Linked DNA regions of Homo sapiens: regions 2 and 3 are each linked to region 1. The links are chromatin loops, found by intact Hi-C in ENCODE. Cell type or tissue: PC-3. All regions are shown on one strand.

Evidence for each region. A loop is a pair of places that touch in the nucleus more often than their neighbours do. Peaks named below come from ENCODE experiments on the same cell type or tissue, not always from the same donor. Only the 100,000 strongest peaks of a DNase experiment are listed, where the experiment ranks them.
Region 2: a loop joins it to region 1, with 2.9 times the contacts of the local background. A loop is called at or near these places in 2 of 110 quality-filtered maps.
Region 3: a loop joins it to region 1, with 11 times the contacts of the local background. A loop is called at or near these places in 12 of 110 quality-filtered maps.

What each region holds. Positions count from the first base shown.
Region 1 is chr6:80,602,566-80,610,565 of GRCh38, forward strand. The region is part of intron 2 of LOC112267962 (a long non-coding RNA gene); the gene reads left to right. Among named protein-coding and RNA genes, the nearest start is that of BCKDHB, 500 kb to the left of the region's middle. In PC-3, a CTCF peak has its summit at 3,008 (motif pointing right); a DNase peak (open chromatin) is centred at 5,716; H3K27ac peaks cover 1,979 bases.
Region 2 is chr6:80,523,243-80,531,242 of GRCh38, forward strand. The region is part of intron 1 of LOC112267962 (a long non-coding RNA gene); the gene reads left to right. LOC105377869 (a long non-coding RNA gene) reads right to left here. Exons shown (of 3, transcript XR_942720.3): 3 at 6,598-7,438. Among named protein-coding and RNA genes, the nearest start is that of BCKDHB, 420 kb to the left of the region's middle. RefSeq lists a silencer at 370-664. In PC-3, no CTCF peak of the experiment used is centred here; a DNase peak (open chromatin) is centred at 4,439; H3K4me3 peaks cover 332 bases; H3K27ac peaks cover 1,407 bases.
Region 3 is chr6:80,333,560-80,341,559 of GRCh38, forward strand. All of the region lies in intron 9 of BCKDHB (branched chain keto acid dehydrogenase E1 subunit beta), which reads left to right. Among named protein-coding and RNA genes, the nearest start is that of BCKDHB, 230 kb to the left of the region's middle. In PC-3, CTCF peaks have their summits at 4,864 (motif pointing right) and 5,064; no DNase peak of the experiment used is centred here.

The DNA of each region.
Region 1 (8,000 bases):
TAATTGCTCAAGCTAGGGCTTCCAGTACTATGTCGAATAACAGTGGTGAAAATGGGCATTCTTTTCATCTTCCAGATATTAGAGGAAAGGCTTTCAGTTTTTTTTTTTCCATTCAGTATGATACTGGGCCTGTTAAATATGGCTTCTATTGTGTTGAGGCATGTTTTTTTTATACCCACTTTTTTGACGGTTTTGATCACGAAGGCATGTTGAACTTTATCAAATTCTTTTTCAGCATTAATTGAAATGATCATATGGGTTTTGTCCTTCATTCTGTTGATACAATGTATCACATTGATTGACTTGCATATGGTGTACCATCCTTGCATCCCTGAGATAAATCCTACTTGATCACAATGAATCATCTTATAAATGTGTTGTTAAATTAGGTTTGCTAGTATTTTGTTGAGGATTTTTTCATCAATGTTTATCAAGAATGCTTGCCTGTAGTTGTCTTTTTAAAATTTGTCTTTGTCGGTTTTGCTATCAGGGTAATACTGGCCTCATAGAATGAGTTTGAAAATATTCCCTCCTCTTCTATTTTTTGAAATAATTTGAGTAGTACTGGTATTAATTCTTTTTTAAATGTTCGGTAAAATTCAGCAGTGAAACCCTTGGGTCCCGGGCTTTTCTCTGCTGGGATACTTCTTACTATGACTTCAATCTCATTAGTTGTTATTGATCTCTTCAGGTTTGGGATTTCTTCATGGTTCAGTCTTGGCAGGTTGTATGTGTCTAGGAATTTGTCTATTTCTGCTAAGCTTTCCAGTTCATTGGGATATAGTTGTTCATAATTGCCACTAACGATCCTTTGAATTTCTGTGGTGTCATTTGTAATGTCTCCTTATTCATCTCTGATTTTATTTAGATATTCTCCCTTTTTTCTTCATTGGTCTAACCAAAGTTTTGTTGACTTTAATTTTGCAAAAAACATTTTTTTTGTTTCTTTTATGTTTGTATTGTTTTCTTCATTTCAGTATCATTTATTTATTCTGTGATATTTATTATTTCTTTTCTTTTACTAATTTTGGCTTCAGTTTGTTCTTGCTTTTCTGGTTAACATGAATCATTAGGTTATTTGATATTTTTCTACTTTTTTGATGAAGGTGCTTATAGCTATAAACTCCCCCTTAGTACTCCCTCTGCTGTATCCCACAGGTTTCAATATGTTGTGTTCCTATTTTCATTTGTTCCAAGACATTTTTCAACTTTCTTCTGAATTTCTTCATTGACCCACTGGTTATTCAGGAGCATGTTTTTTAATTTCCATGTGTTTGTATAGTTTCCAAAATTCCTCTTGTTGTTCATTTCTAGTTTTATTCCATTGTGGAAAGAGAAGATACTTGATGTAATTTCAATTTTTTGGAATGATTTAAGACTTATTTTGTGACCTAACATATGGTCTATCCTTGAGAATGACCCATGTGCTGAGGAGATGAATATGTATTCTGCAGCTGTTGGATGAAATGTTCTGTAAATATCTATTAGGTTCATTTGGTCTAGGTGCAGATTAAGTCCCACGTTTCTTTGTGATTTTCTGTCTGGGAGGTCTGTCCAATGCTGAAAGAGGACTGTTGAAGTCTCTAGCTATTACTGTATTTAGGTCTATCTCTTACTTTATCTTTAATAACATTTGCTTTATATATCTGGCTGCTCCAATGTTGGGTGAATAAATACTTAAAATTGTTATATCCTCTTGCTGAATTGATCACTTTATCATTATATAATGACCTTTGTTTTCTTTTTTTGGAGTTTTGGCCTTAAAATCAATTTTGTCTGATATAAGCATATCTACTCCTGTGCTTTTTTGCTTTCCATTGGAGTGGAATCTCTTTTTCTATCCATTTATTTTCAGTCTGTTTGTATTTGTAGGTGAAGCGTGTTTCTCGCAATCAACAGATCACTAAGTCTTTGTTAAAAAATCAATTTAGCCACTTGATCTCTTTACTGGATAATTTAGTCGATTTACGTTCAATGTTATTATCGGTAAGTCAGGACTTCTGTTATTTGTAGTTTCCTGGTTGTTTTGTGGACTTTCTCTTTCTTCTTTCTTTCCTTCCTGTCTTCCTTTTAGTGAAGGTGGTTTTCTCTGGTGTTATGTTTTAATTTCTTGCTTTTTGTGTGTGTGTATCTGTTGTATGTTTTTTATTTGAGATTATCCTGAGGCTTGAAAATAATATCTTATAACCCATTATTTTAAACTGATGACAACTTAACACTGATGGCATAAAGAAACAAGCATACTAACAAAAAGCAAAGAGAGAACTAATAACAATGCCACACTTTAATTTTGTCCCTCTGCCTTTTAACTTTTTGATCTTTCTATTTATATCTGATTGTGCTGTCCCTGGTCTTGAAAAGCTCTTGTAGTTATTATTTTTGATTGACTCATCTTTTAGTCTTTCTGTTTAAGATACAAGTCATTTACACTCCACAGTTACAGTGTTTTTTTTATTTTTTTTGTTTAATTACAGTGTTTTTTAAAACACAATATTCTGTATTTTAAATCAGCATATTATTGATCACACTGTATCTTGCTCCTTCAACAACTACTCCTATTGCTTTTGAGTTTGTGTTCTATAACAGTCATTTTTGAGTTTCAGCCCAACTCCTGCCTCTTGTTTATGAATTTTTTCAAATCTTTGAACATGCAGTTGATACCATACAATTTAGTCCTGAATTATATACTGCCTCTTTGTTGGGTAATATTATATACGTGTGTCTTTTTCTTCCTTGAGATCATATTACTTTAAGACGAGGATGTCATATGTTCCCTTCTGAGTCATGCTCAATAACTGTTGGACTGTTAATCTAATGGAACTTCCATATTCATGTTCTCCTATCTAGTCATTTATACTTCAAACAAGTAGAGATCCAACAACTCAATTACAGCATTAATCAACTAGAGAAGTCCTGATACCCAAATCCTTAAAGTCTGGGAAAAATTAAAATATATTAGCATTTTTGAGGCTGATAATGGGGCTGGCAAAAAGGAGAGTTCAAAGCACCCACTCTTCATTCTATGAAACCAACCAGCAGAGGGAGCAAAAGAGATATTAAAGTTTTTCTGTTTCTGCTTGCGGACCTTCCTTGATGGTTGCTGTCTAAAGCTAGGCTATACTTTAAAAATATATTCCTTTAATCCCAAGGTAGAAATTCTGCCATATAATTACCATGTGTCTGTAAAACCAGTTCTAAAAGATTCTACGTGAAGGATTTCTTTCCCCAATTTTGAGTGGAAACCTTAAAATCTGCTGTTCAAAATCTAGGACTAAAATTCTAGGCTTCTAGGTGGCTTAGGAAGTAAGGCAAAGAGATTTTGAATGAATAAAAAATTTAGCTTTCTAACTGTTGCTTAGGTAAATGATATTAATAAATTTCTGCTATGTTTGGTGTTATCTGAAATCTTTCAAGAGATTTTTTCACACTATAATGGAGTTTTTACTACATTCAGAATCAATGTATATTTTCTATACAATCAGGAATATCACAGAGATGGTCACTCGGAAAATAATGTTTTAAAATATATATACATGCAAGTATCTATGTGTACACATTTAACACATATACTATACATAATATGTGTTCATATTTTCATATGAAATGTCTTTTAAAGATTATAGGTCAAAGGAGCTTCTCATTATCCTGGATATTTGGGCTTAGACAATTTTGTCAAATATAATCATGATGATTGCCAAAGACTCATGTATGATTTACGGCACCCTTTGCAAAGCTTTAAGAATGTCATTTCTTGCATTCTTCAGATGAATTCAGTATAAAGTTTTCTTGGATGTATCATATCTTGTTTCCAAAAGTGTCCCCTAAATTCAATAAAGTTATATTAAAGTATTGCCACAAGGGAAGTAAAGAAGCAAAAAATAATAAAAATATGTGATGATGCAAAGCTAATATGAGTTTAATATGAATCATTTTATTCCTCTGCTAAAGGATATCAAGAAAAAGAAGGATTTATAGCATATTTCATTTTTAAAGAGAAGACAATTTTGTTTCTTTTGTGTTGGGCTTGTATAAATTGTTACACTAATGAAATATAACACAAACTCTGGGAATTTCCAGATATCATAGCACGGCGGGCATTCTCATCACTTGTAATTTCTAATATTAGGTAGAATTATATTAGATTTAGTTGTTTCAATTGATCATTAAAAACATGTCATATGAAGAGTCCTTTGATTGAGACTATTAAAATTATTTTATGAGGAAGTAGATTGGACACATTGTGTGTGTCTGTATGACTGATCAACAATATAATATTTGCCTTCCCTAGGAAGAAACAATCTATCTGTCATAAAAATCGTTTCTTCTATTATCTATTTCTACTCTGTAGAAAATTTTTAACATAATGTGGTTATTCCTTGTGCCAAAGGCATAAATTCACAGAGTAACTGGAACTCTGTGTGGGACACCTTTTCTGTCCTCTGGCTGGGTGGTTGGATTATGCTGTGGAAAGAACAGCATTACAGCTTGGAGAAGAAAACGCTCCACCAAGTGTTTTGTAAGAACATCCAGAAGAGAAACAAATAAACCAATGTTGGCATTCATTTCATGAAAGACACTAAAAAAGTAAAGTTTGAAAACTCAAAGTCTAAAAGCACCTTGTATTTTAAAAGAATTAAACCTTTAGGAAGATTTAACTGTCTCATGCTTCTTGGTAATAGCAGTTTAAAGAAGTCCATTGTTTTAGATTTTTGGTTGTGTGAATATGGGTAATGTTTGAGTTTGTTGAAGTGATTCACGGATTGGGAGAAAGTGCTGAAGAGAAGGTGGAGTGGTGTGGTTCAGTGAGCTGGCTTGAATTAGCAGCCCAGACATGTCAGTTGTATAGACCCAACTTTATCATTCAGTAATTGCTTATCCTTGGCCAGTTCAGCAAATTTTTTCTCATCTGCTCTTCTTATAGGGTCCAATAATCAAATGGAGAAACTGAAAAAGCCTGGCATGTTATAAAAATGTGGACTATCTTTATGAAAATTATTTGTTGGTATTAAAAATACTCAAGTAGATGATCATTATGGTAGTTTTGAATGATTTTTAAAATTATACTCTAGAATACACAGCTTGGAAATAATAAATCTTAACTAAGAATAAGCCAAAGTGCCCTGATCTTTGGAAATCAGATGAAAATAATGCAGTATTCTTGAGGACATTCATGGTGATTAGGGAGATGACCTTGACCGGTTATCAAATTCACAACCTCTTACAATGGACCAAACCTAAGCCAATTTGATTAAAAGAGATTTTCCATTGTTTATAAAGACTACCATGGCCAGCCAGCACTTCATTCCAATACAAGCAGTTTAAATATTATGCAATCCTTTCTTATGTAATTCTTGATTCTCAGGCCACACCAGCATGGGGATAAAAATAGAACATTATGATTGCTGCAAACTGGTATTTCTCTGGCCATGCTCCTATTCACCATGTGAGAACTCTGGATTACCCTTACATTTTTATTAAATAATTATAGCATTCTTAAGATGTATGTCATCTACAATCAGAAAATTTAGCCTTTTAACTACCCAGTGGCATCCTATGCTCGATTTTCTCTATCTTTTATCATATGCCAGTGTAATATGTCTCCTGCCTTCTGGTATAAAAAACAGCAGCTTTGCTGCCAATGCCACCCTATGGAGATGATTCTAGAAGGAACAGTGTCTGTTCCCAGGCTGCTAGTGCTGACTGCCAAATGTGTCAACGAAGTCTTAGCATTAGTCACCAGTATCTCCTGCTGTGGGGGATGAGATTAACCCCAGCGCTGTAGTTGTCTTGTGTTCTGTATATCTGTGCTGGTCGCCCTTGGTTTTACTTGTTCTTCAGTCAATGCTATTCTGGTATTTGGTCAATACCATTCTGGTATTTGGTCATGAATCTGCAAGCTCTGAAGTAAGGGGAATATGAGTGACTGACATTGTACTGCCCAATAATTTTGTCTTGCCTTTTATTTTGTAGTCCTTGAACCAAACCTGTGTGTCTCAATTCAATTTTGCTGTAGTTTTACCCAGGAGGAGTTTCAGTCTCTTCTCTAATACTCCCTAGCAGGCACACCTTATAGCCCTACCAATCACAGGTAGTTCTTTAGGCTTAAACTGATATACTATACCCCAAAATATTCCCTAATAAAATCTATATCATGATAACTTCGAGGCGTTTCCTTTAGTTGGGGTCTTAGAGGCCTCTCTCATTTTTATAGAAGTACTTCATATACTAACAGATCATAGACAGCCTTCCCAAATATCACTTCTGCAAAAAGAACCTCAATTTTTTTAAAGTAAGGGTGTTATTTTATAGACTATTTCTTGTCTTTTTGATTGTAGGCTTGAAGTTTTCTTCAACTTATTGAAAAACTGGGATACCTCATTCTAAAATATAACTCCTCTCTTTCACAGCATTCCTTTGTTTATCAAGCCTAAATGATGAGATGAAGCATCATTTATGGGGTCCTAACATAACCCCCATTCTCAGTATGTCCAGTGTTATTGGAATCACACAAAGAGTGCATGCCTTTTAAATGACACATAAGAATGAAGTGTTACAGCAGGCTCCTGCTTTACCCTGGCTTGTAGTTTCCTGAGAGATGCCAGAATTGGCCAAGGGAATTCTTTTTGAAAAGATGGAAAAAGGTTCCATGGAAGACAAACATAGATCACTTTTAAAAAATCATTTTCTTCCATTTTTATTCCCCTCGTCAGTTCATAAATACTAAAGCCCACTTTCAAAAGGTACACATAACCTATTTGTGTTGGAATATAATTGGAGGGATTTTGAGAGCCATTTAGACATTTGACAAATGTCATTTTGAAAAAAATTTCATTATTGGCTGAATAAAATCTAAAGCAGATGTCACATTTGATTGTATCTATTAAAGATATATGTCAATTTATTAGTGCATATCAAAGAGCAAGTTGACATGTTTTTTCAATATATTCATTTCTCTAATTTATCTCAGGCAGTAAACAGTATAGGGTTTTTTTGTTTTGTCTTTTTTTTGTTTGTTTGTTTTTTAACACTGATCCCCATAAAGTATTCTGGGAAAGAAAGTTTCCATGGTGAGTGAGTTTGGCTTTATACCTTGTTTTCAGAGGCCCTGCAGCAAAAAATTTTTGCTTAACTTATTTAACTGACCCATTTCCAAACTAACTTGACCACAATAACTACCCTTTCCCTTTTGTTTCAAACAGGGACACAGGAACACATTTAACTCTTGTGGAACACACTTTGGTAACTGCCCTGGTTTAAACTCTCTAGTACTTTTGACTTAATGAGTAATTTATTTCAATTTTCCTCTCAATAAATATTTCAGGTATTGCGCTAGTTTTGTTGAGTCAACCAGGGTTTTTGATATGGCATACATATATAGCTTTATTCTACTCACAATTTTATATGCATTTTTTGAACATACTTGTTTGCCAAAATAATTGTTTGCATTAGGTTCTCATCATATGGTAAGGCAAATGCAAGAGGATCTAAACATGTATTTTTATTTTATTTCATTTTTTATTTTTAAATTTTTATCTTTTGCCTGGAGGCCACCCTAAGCATGTATTTTTAAAGTAAGGTCTAGGCAGTTTCTTAGGACCAGGATGGTGCTGAGCCTAGCTGTCTCCTGTTTGGGAAAATACCAAAGGTGCAGGACATTCAGTGAATGGGCAGACAGCTCAGAAATGCAATCAATTCAATAGCTGCAAGAGACCATAGATATCATGTAGTGTTAGCCTTTCATTTTGTGTTAGTAATCAGAGGCCCAGATTACCAATATGACTGGCCTCAGATTAGGCAGCAGTTGTGGTATAGTTGCATTTAAACCTGGCCTTATAACTCTTAGTCCTCTAAGATTTCTGCTATACTTAGGGCTTCTGCTATTTCTTATGACTCTGGTGGAATAGTCAGACCTTGCCTCAACTTCATTTCTACTATTTTCACCAAGATCACAAAGCCACAGCATTGAAAACATTGACCTTGGTTTTGAAAAGCACAGCTAT
Region 2 (8,000 bases), 79 kb before region 1:
ATGTCTGCCTGAGAGGAAACATTTTCCAGTGTCCTCCTTCCTTTTTCTTTGAAAATGAGCTCAACGGCCGTGTTCCCAGGCACTATAACAAATGAGTTGCTTCAGGCACAGAGAGGCATTAATAAATGATGTTATTTGTTAAAAGTAGCTTAGATGTCCCGCTCCCTCAAGTCAATGTCAAACCCAGTGAAACAACAGCTCTAACAAATTTCTCTGTGGTCCACATTGGGTCTTCGGTGTGTTTTCTTTTATGGCGCAGGAGGGTCAGGTGGACAGGGCAGATGTGGTGGGGTGCAGGAGCTCTACTATTTATGCGGACCTCTGTTAAGGAAATGGCAGAATTTCCGGAATTCTTTAGCTACTTCCTCTTAGTATTTGCCACTTTCTCTCCAGCTGTGGATGCCGAAGCCCTTGAACAAAGGCGCAGAAGGCCCAGAGCCAGGAGAGGGCGCATCCCTGAGCCCGAAGCCGAGGCGGCTTCCACCTGTCTACAGGAAACACAACACCGCTTGCAGTTGGAAGGCTTGTTCTCAACCTACTGTTATATGGCTTGAGCCGTTAATCCGCCCCTATCACACAGGAACATTCAGAAGTTAGGGACATTAAAAACACACAGGGTTCAAGTGTTTTGCACTAAGCTTGTTTACAGGAAAAGGAGAGCCTGGTGAGTCATCCTTCTATTTTCAAATGGAAACTACCAAGAATTTGTGAGTGCACTTTGCAACTCTATGCATTTAAATTGATCAAACATTAAATATTAATGTGAATGACGTGGGAGCAGAATGCCGTTTACCAAGTAACTACGATAGAATGATTTTAAAGGTATTATGAGAAGGTGGGGAATTAGAAAGATACTTTGCCTTAGCTGTTTTTATTTTTATCCACCTGGGTATAGGAGGACTATTCAGTATTTGGTAGGGAGCAGGGTAACAGAAAGGTTACCATCATCAGTGATTCTAAATTACAGCAAACCCATTGCAAGTGGCAACAGACCATGATACAGGCTGTAGCTTAAAACAGGAAAAGGAAGTGGGGCTGAAGGAGGAGAGAGGAAAAGAAGAGCATTAACACTGGTGGAGGATTCAAGAGAAGCCTTGCTGCCCTTCTCTGAACACTCTGTCACTCTCCTTCCAGTGAGGGTGCTACACAGTTATTTTAAAGCTATGCCATTCTACACCTTTGCAGAACCTTGCAGGTTGCTGTCATCAGCTAACTGGGTGAGCTTGTCTTCTGTGTATCCATTCAAGTGATGTAAATACTGAACAGAATGGACCTTGTGGTATGTGTCTAGGAACCTTCCTCTAAGGTAACACTGTTTAATTAATCAGTATTGCTTAACATAATTTGTTTAATAAAATATAAACCCTGCTAATTTGCTTCAATTCAATCCACACATCTTCTGTTGTCTTCAAGATCAAGACTTGCCAAGTGGCTTGCTGAATAAAGACACACTTTGCCATTTTCAAGTCAAGAGAGTAGAGAGCTAAAGCACAGACTTTCAAGCTAGCCTGCCTCAGTTTTAATCTTGGCTTAACTATGTACAGTTACTGTATGTCTTTGAGCAAGTTACTTTTCTGTGCCTTAGTTTTCTTATCAGTAAAGTGGGGATAATAATAGTTTACACTTCGAGGGTTTCTGTGCGGATGAGATGAGTTAGTGACAACTGTATATGCTTAGAAAGCATGGAGTCCATAGTCAGTACTGCCCAAGTGTTTGTTCTTATTGTCATTGTCATAATCATCATCGAGTGATCCTCCCCAAACAGTGATCACATCATAGTCTGTTGGTATTTAACCTATGTTTACACCCAGTGATTACTATTCTACATCTATATGTCCTTGGGTAGATTACCTAATCTCTCTGATCCTCAGGGTTTTTTTTCTGTATAAAATATAAATGAGAATATGTGCACACAAAATGATGTGTACACAAAATGAAGGTCTAAAAATCATTGTAGAGTTTTCCTGCAAATCTTCCCTTTTGAGGCATCTCTCTTTTAAAACATAGAATATATATATGTATATATATGCGTAGAATATATATATATGCATAGAATATATATATAAAAGCATAGTATATATAGATAGATATATATATGGGCTACAAAATGCTCAGCAAATATAATACATGCAGTGAATATGAGATATCTAAACTATGTGTTCTTCCAAATACAGCATTAATTTGCTGAAAGCTTTTTTCTCCAAGTAGCTAAATTTGTCAACACTTTGGAAAAAGCAAGTGAATCTGCCACATCATTATCTACATCTATATGTCCTTGGGTAGATTACTTAATCTCTTTGAGCCTCAGGTTTTTTTTTTCTTATAAAATAGGAATGAGAATATGAATTTGATATGCACAGCATATCGAGTAATTATGTTTCTTCCACAATCTAAGCACTAGAGATGTTTTATTCAACATGAATAAAACAAAGTCTTTGCTGTGATGATAAACATATGTAAAAAGTACGTAGTATGTTAAGTGATTTAAAAATGTGCCATACAAATGTAAAGCAGAAAAGAGGCCGAAGAGTGATATGGAGCAGGAGCAGCAGATATGATAGCTTTTCTAATAGTGGATGTTGGCATGTTTGAAAATTCTTGGTGTCACAGCTCTAACACTATGAATTTTTTCATCAAAACTGAAAGGTGAAGAAATCTCTTTAAAAACTGTTCACTGGCACATGAGGCTTTTCTCCAAGCAAAAAGCTTCTTTTTGAAGCTACCACAGAATGGCTTCTGACATTCTGGAAACCAGAGCACGGGCTTTTGCGGGACAATTGTTCCAATATGCCCCCACGTAAGGAGCATGGCTGGCCGTATCCTCAGGAAAAAGATATTTTCCCATGTGTTCATGGCTTCAGTATCTCTTCACGACAAAAGAAGATAATTACATTTTTATTTTTTTCAGTAATTAATTGTTTGCTCTGAAATCACTCAAACTTGTTTTGTTTTTTCTTTTTGAGATGGAGTCTCACTCTGTTGTCCAGGCTGGAGTGCAGTGGCACCATCTTGGCTCACTGAAACCTCTGTCTCCTGGGTTCAAGCGATTCTCCTGCCTCAGCCTCCCAAGTAGCTGGGACTACAGGTGTGTTCCACCATGCCTGGCTAATTTTGTTGTTTTTAGTAGAGAGGAGATTTTGCCATATTGGCTAGGCAGGTCTCGAACTCCTGACCTCAAGTAATCTGCCATCCTTTGCCTCCCAAAGTGCTGGGATTATAGGGATGAGACACTGAGCCTGGAAAATCACTCAAATTGAACACTAGAATTAGAATTACCAGTGTTTTTTATGTAGATACCTTCATTCTCATCTGGAAACTCTTGTAGCTGGAACATCAACAATGCACTGAATTACCTGTATTTCTCCCCTTTAGAACTTTTCCCAGAGAAGTCCAAATGTCCTTGGACATTTTCAGTTATCATAGCTTAGAAAAAAGCACAGTCCTTAAGAGACTGGTAACTGAAAATTATTTCTGGGCTATCAGATATGCTTAATAAAAGCTTCAGTAAAGTCAACGACTTCTTTACAGCACACGTGATCTTAATGTGGAAGACATTTTACATTTTTCATCTGGCAAACCCTATGCAACACAGTTGGAATTATTCTTCAAGAAGTGTCAGCAAGTTGCTGAAATGAATCAGGGCTAAGCTTTGGTCACAACTTGTCCATTTTTAGGTTCTCTGGGAACCAAGTTATCTATGACTGTATAGAAGAGCCATGAGTGACTCTTCCCTCAGTATTCTTGCTATTTCACCTTTTGCTCCGTCCTTACTCTTTTCCAGTTGAAGAGCTTTCCATGTATAAATCAAAAGTGGAGGTTGGTCCCAGAGATTGGACCTGAATTAAAATCTGTTTTCTATATTTTCCTTGTCAAATGGGATTGTCTGAATTTCAAATCATGTTAGTTTGCTTACTCTGGCTAAATTTCTTATTTCTTTTGTTGATTAATTTTTGATATTCGATCATAGTTGTACAAATATTTTCAATTATTTCCAAATATTTGATTTAGTTTTTGGGCAATACACTGGGTTTCCCCTCCAAATTTATGAGCCTTGTCAATATTATCCAGAACTTTGATGTCTGAACAGGCCTCCCATGAAGAATGTTCTCCTTGGCTTTACTTTTGAATGCACTCTATGAAATAGCATGCTGCGTTTTTAGATTTGTCACTCATACTAAACTCCACATCCACATACTAGTTAAGCATATATTTGGACAGTTGAATTATATACAATAATTGTTGTGAGCCTTATCAAGGTTAAAGTTCACTTGTGTAGAGGAAACATTTTAAAACACTCTAAGGTCTTCTTAAGTTTGAGCAACACGTGAGTAAGTCATTACCACCAATAGCCTATCTATTCAGTTTCAGTGCTGTTTTTATAAGTACTTTCTATTTGGGCTTTCAAAAATGTAAGTGGGATGAGAGAGAGTAAACAGTCGTTGTTTGTTCTCTTCCAGGATCAGATTACATGATAGTTGCTTAGTTACTGCTCTACACAGTGTACGTACCTTTATGTGTAAATACAGATTTCAAAATCTCTACAGATGTACCCTGGGTCAGAGAGGTTTTTAGCAGATCCAGAAAATGCGTGGTCTTGGTTTCTCACAAAAAGGTACCGCCAAACATGTTTGGTAATAGGAATGTAAATAGTGAAACAAATCTACCGAGAGTAATCAGAAAAGAAAAGAACTTACTTGATTCCTAGAACCCAACGTACAAAAAGGCAAAGCTAACTGGAAAATGCCTCAGGTGGTGCATCATGTCTACCAGGTGCATTGTGTGACACTGTTTGCTTCTCTTTAGTACTTTTTCCATTAACTCCATGAAATATTTATAAACAACCATCTCCCTTTTCAGTACTGCCAATTCATTCTGTTCAGAACTAAGTCATTTGGTGCTAAGTACCCAATTCTTGCCATGGTGCTCCAGGGGCCAAGAATGACTGAGTTTGGTTTCAATAATGCCTCTCTTAGTATTCCATTCCTACCAGTGATGTTGAGAGCCAGAGAATTGGGAGACAGAGCTTGCAGGGGATTTCCTTTCTGTTCTTGTTCCAGAGTGGCTACAATGAAGATAAGATAAACAAGCAACTTCTGTGCAAGGCACTGCCCACTAGTGTCTTGGTGAAAAGTGCTTCTGAAAGTCAGGGACAAGGGGGAGAACTGATGACTACATGTGTTCCTGGTTAATTTCCCTTAATTACCACCAGATCAGCCTTGTACCCTGTCCCTTGTTTGCACTCAGAAAAAAGTTTCCTTTACAAATGTTTAACCTGAAAACTTTTCAGGTATAAAAAATACCTACAGCACACCACAAAGGCTCAACTCTGCCAGCACCCACCGCCCAAGGGCTTTAGGGACTGCTTATAGATGTTTATTTTAAAAGTTTAACCAAATGGCTGAGAAACAACTATTTTGAACCTCACCTATTCTTAAACAGATTGTAACTAGATTACAAGTAAAAACCCCAAGAAGCTGTCTTTAAATTAGTTAAAACTTGTATAATATCCAAGAAATTTATAGAAGTTAATTCTCCATTTCTCTCTCAAATTCATTCATTTAATTTATTTTCATAATTGGAGAAATCAGCAATTTTCCTATTCTGTTAGAATATCTATGAGATAATGATAAAGAGAAAAAAGTTAATCAAGTGGAAGAATTTGCAGAGGGATATTAGGTTCAGAAATAAATTATTTCAACATGTGAGGTTTTTACTGGGCTGCCAAAGAAAATCTATGGAGTAGGTCACAAGAATAGAAGCAGTAGCTAGTAGGCTTAAGTTTCTTGGTTTAGAAAAAGTTAAGATGGGTGTTCAGATATTACATTTTCTAAGAAGTTGGGTGGTTTGGAGAAGAATATGTACTTACAAGTTTAATTTCAAGAAACAGATTTTGGAAAACTTGATTAGAAGTAAATTTAACAATTACTAATCTTTGTCATTAATAATGGCTCACATTATCTTTCACTATATTTTATTCCAATATTTTAAATTATAAGTACTGGGCTAGAAGGAAGAAAATTGGGTTATAGTTCGATTTTTGACACTAACAAACAATGCAACTTTGGGAAAATTCATTTAACTTTTAGAGGCCTCAGTTTTCACTAAATGTGAACATTGCAATGTCTAATTTATGTACTTTCTAGCCTTCCAGCTCTAAAATTTACTCAAAGAAAAGTGAAGATATTTTCACCATCACTTCAGGTGTGTCCTCTAATTATATTTGGTTAGAAATGGTACCAACTTCTCTGAATGCTCTGTAGTTATTGCAAATTTGTGCTATTCAGATAGTAAACTTTCGCTCCTTAAACAAAAGTTTGAGGGCCACTGGTTCTATGAACTAGATGCATGAATTTGCATGCTTCAAACTCGAGTGATTTCTCAAGGATAGCAAGGTTTTACAGCAAAATTTACATTTATTTCTTCTGTAGCCAGGAAATCCTTTCTGCAAGAGTCTGATTTAAGTGATATTTTTGTTGTTGTATATTCTCTAAAATTAAGTTTTGAAAATACAATAGGCTTAGAGGACAACTAGTAAAACAAAATGAAAAACTTCATTACATTCATCCTGGAAATCAAGTACCAAAAAAGAAGGCACTAAAACCTTGGGATAAATAATAAGTAGTAGTTTTTAATTATTTTTAAACTAATGAACTTAGAGACTAAGAAAAGCTTTTGAAATGTTATATAGGCTCACCTACCGACAGGCATTTGCACACACATATTTACATACAATCTGAAGAGGTCCAAAAGGGAAAAGAACTCTATTAGGGTATCAGAAAACCAAATAGGCCATCTCTAAATTTCAGTTTTTGAAGTAAGTTTTGTTATCTGCATTCGACATTAGAGAGAAAAAACAAAGCAAAACAATGACAACTCTTAATTGTCCAAATAAGGGAAGAGTTTACCGGCATAGATAAATACAATCAATGGATAATTCTCAAATAATTTTTCTTTGATTTTGTAAAACTCATTTTAGCTTGTTTTGCCTTATGCTGATGTTGAAATCTGGGCATCTTGAGAACACACCAGTTGTTGGTTAGCCATATATGTGGTAAGTTGCTGGAGCAAATCCAGCCTGAATATTCTGTGAATGGTCTACAAAGTGTGAGCAATATATGTGGATAATTACGAGCTTTCAACAGGTTTTTATGTATTAATAAACATTTACTCCGAGGAGAAATCTGAGCACATTAATAAAGGCTGCAGTCAGTCCCACAGAGATACATATATTTTACCACAGCATGTGAATAGACTTTGAAAGGTGGCTGCCATTTCTCCTTCCAGATTTTACAGATGAGAATAATCTACAGTTAGAGGCATAGTATTCTGCTCTGAAATGGCACAGGATAGAACACAAGAAAATGTCTGGCCTTTCTCTCTCTCACTCACCTTTTACTTTTCTCTCCATTTTGATGTGGTCACTTTCTCATCTCCGATTCTGAAAACAATTTTAGTGTGGGTCTTACTCAGTGTGTTGTTCTGGAGAAATCACGGGGGCACTCAAATGTAATGCTGAGTCTGATTCTTGTTGGGCTCATGGTCAAGCACAGTTTTTAAATAGATGAAACCATTTTTGAGGGTTTGTTTTGATAATACTTATATCAATAATTTCACCCTTACAACAACACTCCTTAGTAGGTATTATTAACAGTGTTTATGAAGTGCAAATCAGGTCCCCAAGAAGCTAAATTATCTGAGGCCACTAGGATTGTAAGTGACAGAGCCAGTCCCAACTAACTGAAAATTTACATTCCCCATATATATATTTAGTTTCAGCTTATTTCAGTCTTTGGGATATAGTAGATGCTCAGTTACTATTTAGTGAATGTTGTTTGAAGGATATAGGTAACTTCAAAACTACACTAGCTTCCTGATGTGGCATCTAGCCAAACACATTGCTGTTCATCCTCCTCCATTCCCAATTAGATATTGAGCTTCTGTGCTCTTTGAAGCAGTGTGATGGACTAGACAACTCTAGCTGGAAACTTCATGTCTTGGGA
Region 3 (8,000 bases), 270 kb before region 1:
GGAATTGTTTGCGTGTCCATGGGTGCTTATATAAGTCATTATCTTTGGTGTATGACAAATACACAAACTCCTGTATCTCTAGTAGCCTGTAATTCCTAATTGAGGGACATGATTGAATTTATGTAGTTTAGCCCCAAGTAAGTAGATAAAAATTATTAAGTAAATGCCCTGGTTCATCTAAACAAAATATGTGACTAATAGCTTTTTATATGAACTATATACATTTAGTTTACCTAAGTTTATTAATAAATAGTATCTCTGGGCATTTTTAATTTTATATTTTATACTTAACTATGAAAGTATCCAGAACCAGATTCCAGTCACTAACTACCTCTTCATTAATGGATCAATGGTTTTATCAGATTTATTAGAAATTTGTCTATACTGAGCATGTAATATGTACTTTGTGAAAATAGGTATAAAACTGGGCTCATCTTATCAGCATACCATTTACCCAATTATGGGAGTAAAAAAGGAGGCATGTGTATTTTTCCCCTAATTCTGAAATGTCTCCCAGTTCTTGAAATTTGAATGTGAAAATGTGTGCATGCAAATTAAGACATTCAATCTGAAAGACTTCTTTGTATAAAATACTAACCAAATTTAAAGTTGAACCATAGGGTAAATATAGTAGAAAAGTATATTTTGAATTCTGAATTTTATTTCCATTGGATACAAACAATAATTACAATTGCTAGATGTGTTTTAATGAATAGTTTGAACTCATCATGCTAGCAAAAATCATCTGCATATAAATAATAGGGCAATTTCAAGCAATTTTTTCTTACTTAGGTCAGATATTCCTGCCAGAAACTTGTTTGCTTTGTTAATTTGTTCAATTATTAAACTTTGAGAGTACAAAGATAAATTTACTAATGGGGTTCAATTAACAAATTTCTGATTACATTTCCCTAATGATGATAGTATAGAACATTTATTTCTGCTGTGCTTTATTAGTAAAATTGCAGTGATCTGGTGACTGGAATTAAACTGCTGAAAAATGACTTGGTCTGATTTATTCACTGAGCAAAACCAAGCTTTAAAGGCTGTGTTGCTATGGCACCCAAGATTAACTGTTAAAAAAAAAAAAAAGTTTAATTTTAGTAAAAACATTGGTACATCTCTTTTGGCATTGTGTAGATAAAAATAGATTCCCCCCTCCCCCTTTTCTTGTCTTTTTTATGTTTAGCAAGTCCTTTGCATTCTTTTAAACATACACTAAAAGAAATTTAGCATATTTAAAGAGAAGGGAAAAAGCAGTAAAATAAAACTGTTTTATCAAAAGATTACAATTTGTAAAATAGCAAATATTTCAGTCATCATTTTTTATATGTATATATATATACTTTTTATTTTGTCTAATTTAATCCTTTCAAAAACTGTCTGGCTTCTCATACTTTTTAGAAAGATGGTGCCAGAGAGGGAGAAATCACTCTATTCTGGTAGTTTCGTTTTGTAATTAGTCTTCAAACTTAAAAACAGGTTGCAAAATTGGGACAGTAACAAGTTTTAGGAGAAATCTTAATGTAGCTCTAATCTTTCAAATTCTAAAAGAATATGTTTTCTGTTTCGTGAGACAAAAGAATTGTCTGGTTGCTTTAGCCAGGATTGATTTCTGTCTTCAGAACACCATTTGGTGGTGTTAAGACTGCTAGATGAAGAATTTTGTGGGAAAAAAAAAAAAAAAAGAAGAAAAATTGAATGCTTTGTATGATCATCAAAAGCCACTTTTCAGGAGTATTTTACATTTCTTGGTGCCAAGCAAATCAGAAATCCTACCTTACAGAGAGCGATTTGTTCATGAGATGACCCAGTGCTGCAAGTCGCTTATGTTTATCATTATGCTTCCACATTCTAAGGAAATTCCACTTTCAAACGTTGCCGTCAGTGCTTTCTTCTATAGGAAGAATTTGAACTATAAAATTTGAGAAGCTTCAGCGTCTGTGGAAATTTGAGAGCATTGCCTTTTTTCCTCTTTATTGAATGTAAAGTGTTTTAACAAAAGCATGGTAGCCCAGTACATTTTAAATGTCAAAACTTGCACATAGTGTATCTCATAAAGAATTTAAATTTTAGACTTTGAACTTTTAAAGCCTCAAACATCTTTAGAGGCTGACTACAGCAAATAAACAGAATGTTTTGCAGAGAGATTTAGTGAAGAAAATTTTTTTTTGCCGTTGTTTCTCACAGTGCTCTGCAGGTGAAAATGGTGAGGAAACTTTGATAGTTCAAGACTATGCAGGGGAGAATTTGAAAGCAGAAACAAGCTTTTACAGATTTTACCTGGAAAAACAAAGTGGTTTATATGAGGTGCTAGTTCTTACCTTTATGATTGCTAATTTAGATTTTATAAAAATTGAAATGAGTTAATATTTTAAAATATTTAAGTATGGTCTCTGGACAACAATAAGCACAGTGTACTTTTTTAAAAAGTGACTTTATGTAAGATTATAAATTACAGAAATGAGTTGTCACTTCCCTGTTGTTACTTATTTCTGATTTTAAAATAGCAAAATTTATAAAGCTATAGTTTTGAGAAAATAGTAATTCATATTCTTAAAATTGTTATAATCTCTAAATTAATACATAAATTATTGATTTAATGTTAAATTTTGATTTTAAAATTTATTTCAGTTTCTATAGGTAATATATTGAGGTTCTGACAATTTTATATTAATGTATGATTTTATTCTGACACAGCTGTTGAATTTGAACTACTAATTATTTCTAAGAATTTGTTAATACCATTCTCCAACTTTGTTTTAGGCAGCTAGATTGTATCCAGGGAAACCCATTTAGATCAGAAATAACATTTCGTTCTAACTTCAAAAAATAAGCATCCACTTTAAAAATGGAATCTGAATTTAAATAAAAATCCTAATTTAGGATTCAGTTCCATTCTTTAACTAGCGGAAAGAAATCTTAGCAAAAAAAACCAAAAAAACAAAAAAAAACCAAATTTACCAGATTGCCAGTAATTTGCATTAAGGAGGAAGAGATGGATTTTTTTTTAAGTCAGCAGGCATTGAAGATAGTTCAGTGAAGTTAAGTAATAGAGATCTCAGATTTTAATTTAGTCAAGATTATGATTTTACATAGAAGCACTGTTGAAATAGGCTTGATAATAATATTTTAAGTGTTATACAAATCTGGATGAAATTATATTATTTACTGTCTTACTCATTGGTTCAACTGTGTTTTAAAAGTGAGAGACCTTATATCAATGAGTGTTTGTTCTGTGCATCTCATGTGCATGGTGTTAACAAAATAAAATAAGCATACTTCTAACATTTGGGGGAGCATCCTATTAGTTTGGGGGTAGGTTAGGGACTCTGCTTTCCAAATAATTAATTTGATAGATCCATGCTCTTGAAAAATTGGGTACATACTATTTTTAAACTTTATTTTTCAAACATGATATGTATTGTTTAAAGCATTAGCTTAAATGAAAAATAATATTTTACATTCGTAAAGTTCTGTTTATTTAATTCAGTAATGAAATTAATTTGGAGTTGTTGGCATACTGCCTTCACAGGTTTCTGTGACTCATTTGCTGAGAAAGTGTGATTCAAGAGACCAGAATCATTTTTTTCTCATTTGCTAAAACTCATGTTTTGACTATGGGCAAATGTTCATGGCAGATTTAAAACAAATTTAAAGTAAATATTCTGTGATAATATTTGGAAGCTGAGTGATGTCTAGCCTTACATAACTAGGACAAATATAAATCTGTGAGTTCACGGACTTCAAAAGTATCAACTATACATCATTTTAGAATACTGGTTTTGTTTTTCTCATATTCTTAGAGTTTAACTCTTATACTACTAATTATGACCTCTAGAAGGTAATTGCATTTAGAAGCAGAATATCTGCTGTTTTATTAATTTAATAATTAAGGACTAAATGGTGTTCCAATTTAGGTTTAAAAGTAAGCACATTCACACAGCATTTAAAACTATTTCTTAATGTTTTTTTCCTAGAGAAGAAATGATAGCTCCATGATCGCTATATGTTCTGTTCAATACTCATTATATTTATAATTTATATTACATATATATTTATCCATTATATTTATAATTTAGTCCTGTCCAAATAAAATATATTCTCATAGTTAAGTGTGTTGTGGTAGTATAATGATTACATGAAATAACCTGGACCTTGCTGTTTGCAAAGTAATTTAAATGTTTATTTTCTGAGTTGCTACTTGGAAATTAAGTTGTGGAGTGATGTTTCTCATTGGTCCAAGGAGCAACATAAAATCCTGATTTATCAGATAATCCTACAGGAAACGTATGCCTGTTTTGACTTATGATATGTTTCTTAGTACAATGTCCTGCTTTTCTGGCTTTCCATTAAATGTTTAGAAAAATTAGTTAATAGTTTTGCAGGAAAAGAAAGGAAATTTATCAGTCTATACCAGCTATATAAGAAGTAGGAACATATATAAAAGACCTATAATTTTCCGATCTCACTTTGAACTTTTCTTCACAGTTTTCCAACTCAAGATGGTATATAGTCTTGCACAATGGGCTGTAGCCAACTTTCCGTCAGAAGAACTGAGTAAAAATTATTCCAAAATTGTTCTTAGAAATAAATCTGAGCCTGGAATTGTCTTGCATTAAAAAACAAAAAGCAAATGATTGCTTTAAAAGCACACCAAATGATATTGGATGGTCTTTATTCTTGACTCTGTTTTTTAAAGTGTGTATACGTTCATTACATCCAGTTGTCTATTGGGCTTTTTTACTCTAACTTTTCGGAAGTTGACTGACAGGCCACTTTTCTATAGTGGGAAATAGGCACCTTGTGTGCGCGGAGGGATTTCCAGCCCCCGACCCCGGAACCAGCAATTAGCGTTTAGGCGTCCTGCACCCCACCAGGGGGCAGCACCGGACACTGCCTTTCCTAGAGGCCTGAGTGCATTTAAGGCTTTCTGGCAGTGCTCTCCACCCCTCTTCCTCATACAGGCCTTACGTATTTTTGGTATTTTCTTACACATTTTAGGCTTAGTAAGTGTTTAATAAATGTTAGCTGTTTAGGCATTGTGCTATACGGATGCTACTTTTCAGGTTTGACCGTTCTGTGTACCTGAATTTTGTCTTTAATGATAATTTGTTCTATTATTTAAAATACCTTGTGCTTATTATAAATATGGGATTCCTTTAACTTGTAAAATCTAGCAATTATTGAGCACTATGACATGTCAGGCATGAAACCAGGTACTTTTTATATGCTACTGCAGAATCTAAGTAGACATAGAGGCAAGATAACAATAGAGTCATAAAACAATATGAAACTGCAATAATGGGGAATTGTAATACTTCTATTTTGATGTTGAATAAACAGTATAAACCTCGGGGAGGTTAAGTCACAATGGAACAAAGATCCCTTCAGATAGAATTCCAAATTCCGTGCTGTATCAATTATATTATGAAACCTTGCCATAAAAAAAAAAATTGTTGAGGATGAGCGAAGCCACGATGTGTAATGCCTGAGACAGAGGTTTCAGTGATGTAACTCCAGTGACACTGTGACAAGGAGAATTAGGGATTGACATACTTAAAACTTGAATGGAGAAATAGGGTTAGATATTGAGAGATCCCAAGGAAACCTGTGAAAACCTTAATATATGTGTTTTTATGGACACATAATATGTAACATATTACATTCATCAAAACATGGGAATAAATTGACGTACTCTTAATTTTTAAAAGCCCCATAAATATATTTTACTTAAAACCGTAATGGATCTTATTCTTTTAATTTGTGCTTGTCCTCTCTTACCTGCTAGAAAATTTAAAGGTTGTCTGTCCTTCCTAATTTTAACAAGATACTTCATTTTCCAAAAATGAAACAAGACAAAAAGGTAAATTTGTTTTGTTTTGTTACAGAAAATAGTCAAATGAAGATATTTTGCCTGTGTCTGTGACTTTAATGATTTGGAATTGTTATTTCACATTGTTTGCTTTCTTTTCTGGCTATAATGTGCATAGCAATCCAGATGGCTAATATATAAACAATTGGAGTTATGCTTATTGGAATCATTTAGTGTGGCTTAGGAGGTTCCCACTACCCAGGACCATCTGTTCATTGCTCTGTGTATTACCTTCATGATCAAGTTTGTGTTTTCAGCTCCTTCACATATCTTAGCCTACACCTTTCTTTATATGTGAAAGAGGCTTCTAAGACTGAACTTAACTCATATGGCCCTCAAGGCTATATTGTCAAACCTTGATAATCCAAGCCTGCCTTCCACATTACCATTCTTCTTTATTCCTAATTCAATTTTTTCCCTTATCATTGCTATTCTCAATAGTAGGGTCTTAAAATTTGCAGAAGAGTGACTAAGAAAATGGGCTTTGTAGTCAGGTTCGAATCTTACTTGGCTGTGTATGTAGCGATTTGATCTTGGGCAACCTCCTTTATCTTGGTTTCCTCACCTGTGAAATGGAGTATAATACTGACTTCATGGATTTGTTAAGATGGTTAAATTAGATAAAATATAACTCATTTAGCCCATGCCTGGTTTATTATTAACATAATTTAGAATGAAAATTCTCCTGTTGCAAAAAGGCATATTCAGAAGTAAATTCAAATACTATATTCTAAAATTTCACAGCGTCTTTTGGAAGAAATAGCTACTTTTCTTTAAGCACCTGTCATATGTGCTTTCACATTGCCAACAGAATATATGTAGGCGGTACTAAATTGTTGTTTTGGGGTTCATTTTCAGTCCTTCTTACTGGATCCTGGGTGCAACTTTAGACCCCAAGTAGCTAGAGAAAAGTTTCTCTAGGTGCCTGTCGTCTCTGGTTACATGTTACACTATAATCTGCTTTGGAGCCTCACAGCCACATATGTTATTGTTCCACGTGAACTGAGCCAGCTTACATACACAGCTCTGTGGGGAGAAAGACCATAAACGAACACTCCCCGTTTCTAGCCCATATTCTGCATAATACATGTAAGTCTCTCAACAGCCCTGTAGGCTATGCCATTACTTAATTCCCAATTTATGTGGCTTACTTTTTCTGAATGAAAAGTCATCAAATATGGTTTTTAAGTTATGGAACAGAAGAATATGATTAATCTGAATTGTCATGAAAATTCAGGGCACATGGTTGCTATGGTTATGGCGTCATGTATTTATAATGGAGAGATACTTTGTCTTCATTAATCTACAAACTTGCCAGTGGGATTCGGTATTTTTTTTCTGTGTGTGTGTGTGTGTTTGTGTGTGTGTGTACATACGTACGTACGTACATGTATACAGCTTCTGCATGAAAACACTGAGGCTGAACAAGGTGTTCTGTTTTGGTGGTAGTGCAGAGAAACATACTCACACATAAATTATTTATATGTGAACCAATTCAGTGAGAAGTAAGTACAGCTGCTTAATTGACCTAAGGGTCTTATTTCCAACTGCTTAAAAATAAGTGTAAAGTGAAGTTCATGGAAGAAATAACTTAAGGCTCTTTAATATACTTTTGTTGGTGAAGAGAATTTCAAGCTGTTTCAGTCAGTTAGCATATATTCTTAAAAAGACTGATATCCTATTCGTAGTCTTCTCTTATATATCCTTGAATTATCTTCCATGATTTTTATATTTTATATACTTATAATAGCGTATTATAACAACTTAATGCTACATAATTTACAGTAATCGTTTCCAAATTAAGGAAGCCCTATGTGTAAAATCACAAATTTATGTAACATAACACAGGAACTTTTATTCATATAAGAAAATCATTATTCACTTTACTGTTTTCCTTTATTTCAGCATCATTTATTACAAAATTAATACTGTTTTCGAAAAACCAAAACAATATATTATAAAGCACAACGTGGAGTCTTCTCTCACCTCCTTGTCATTCCCAGCCTCAAAGGGTAACCACTGTTTACAGTTCAAGTGTGTCTTCACAGCAGATGTTTTTCTATGCTCGTGCAGACATATAGATGTATTCCTGGAAAGAGTGATGCTTGCATTCTTGAGGAGTTAG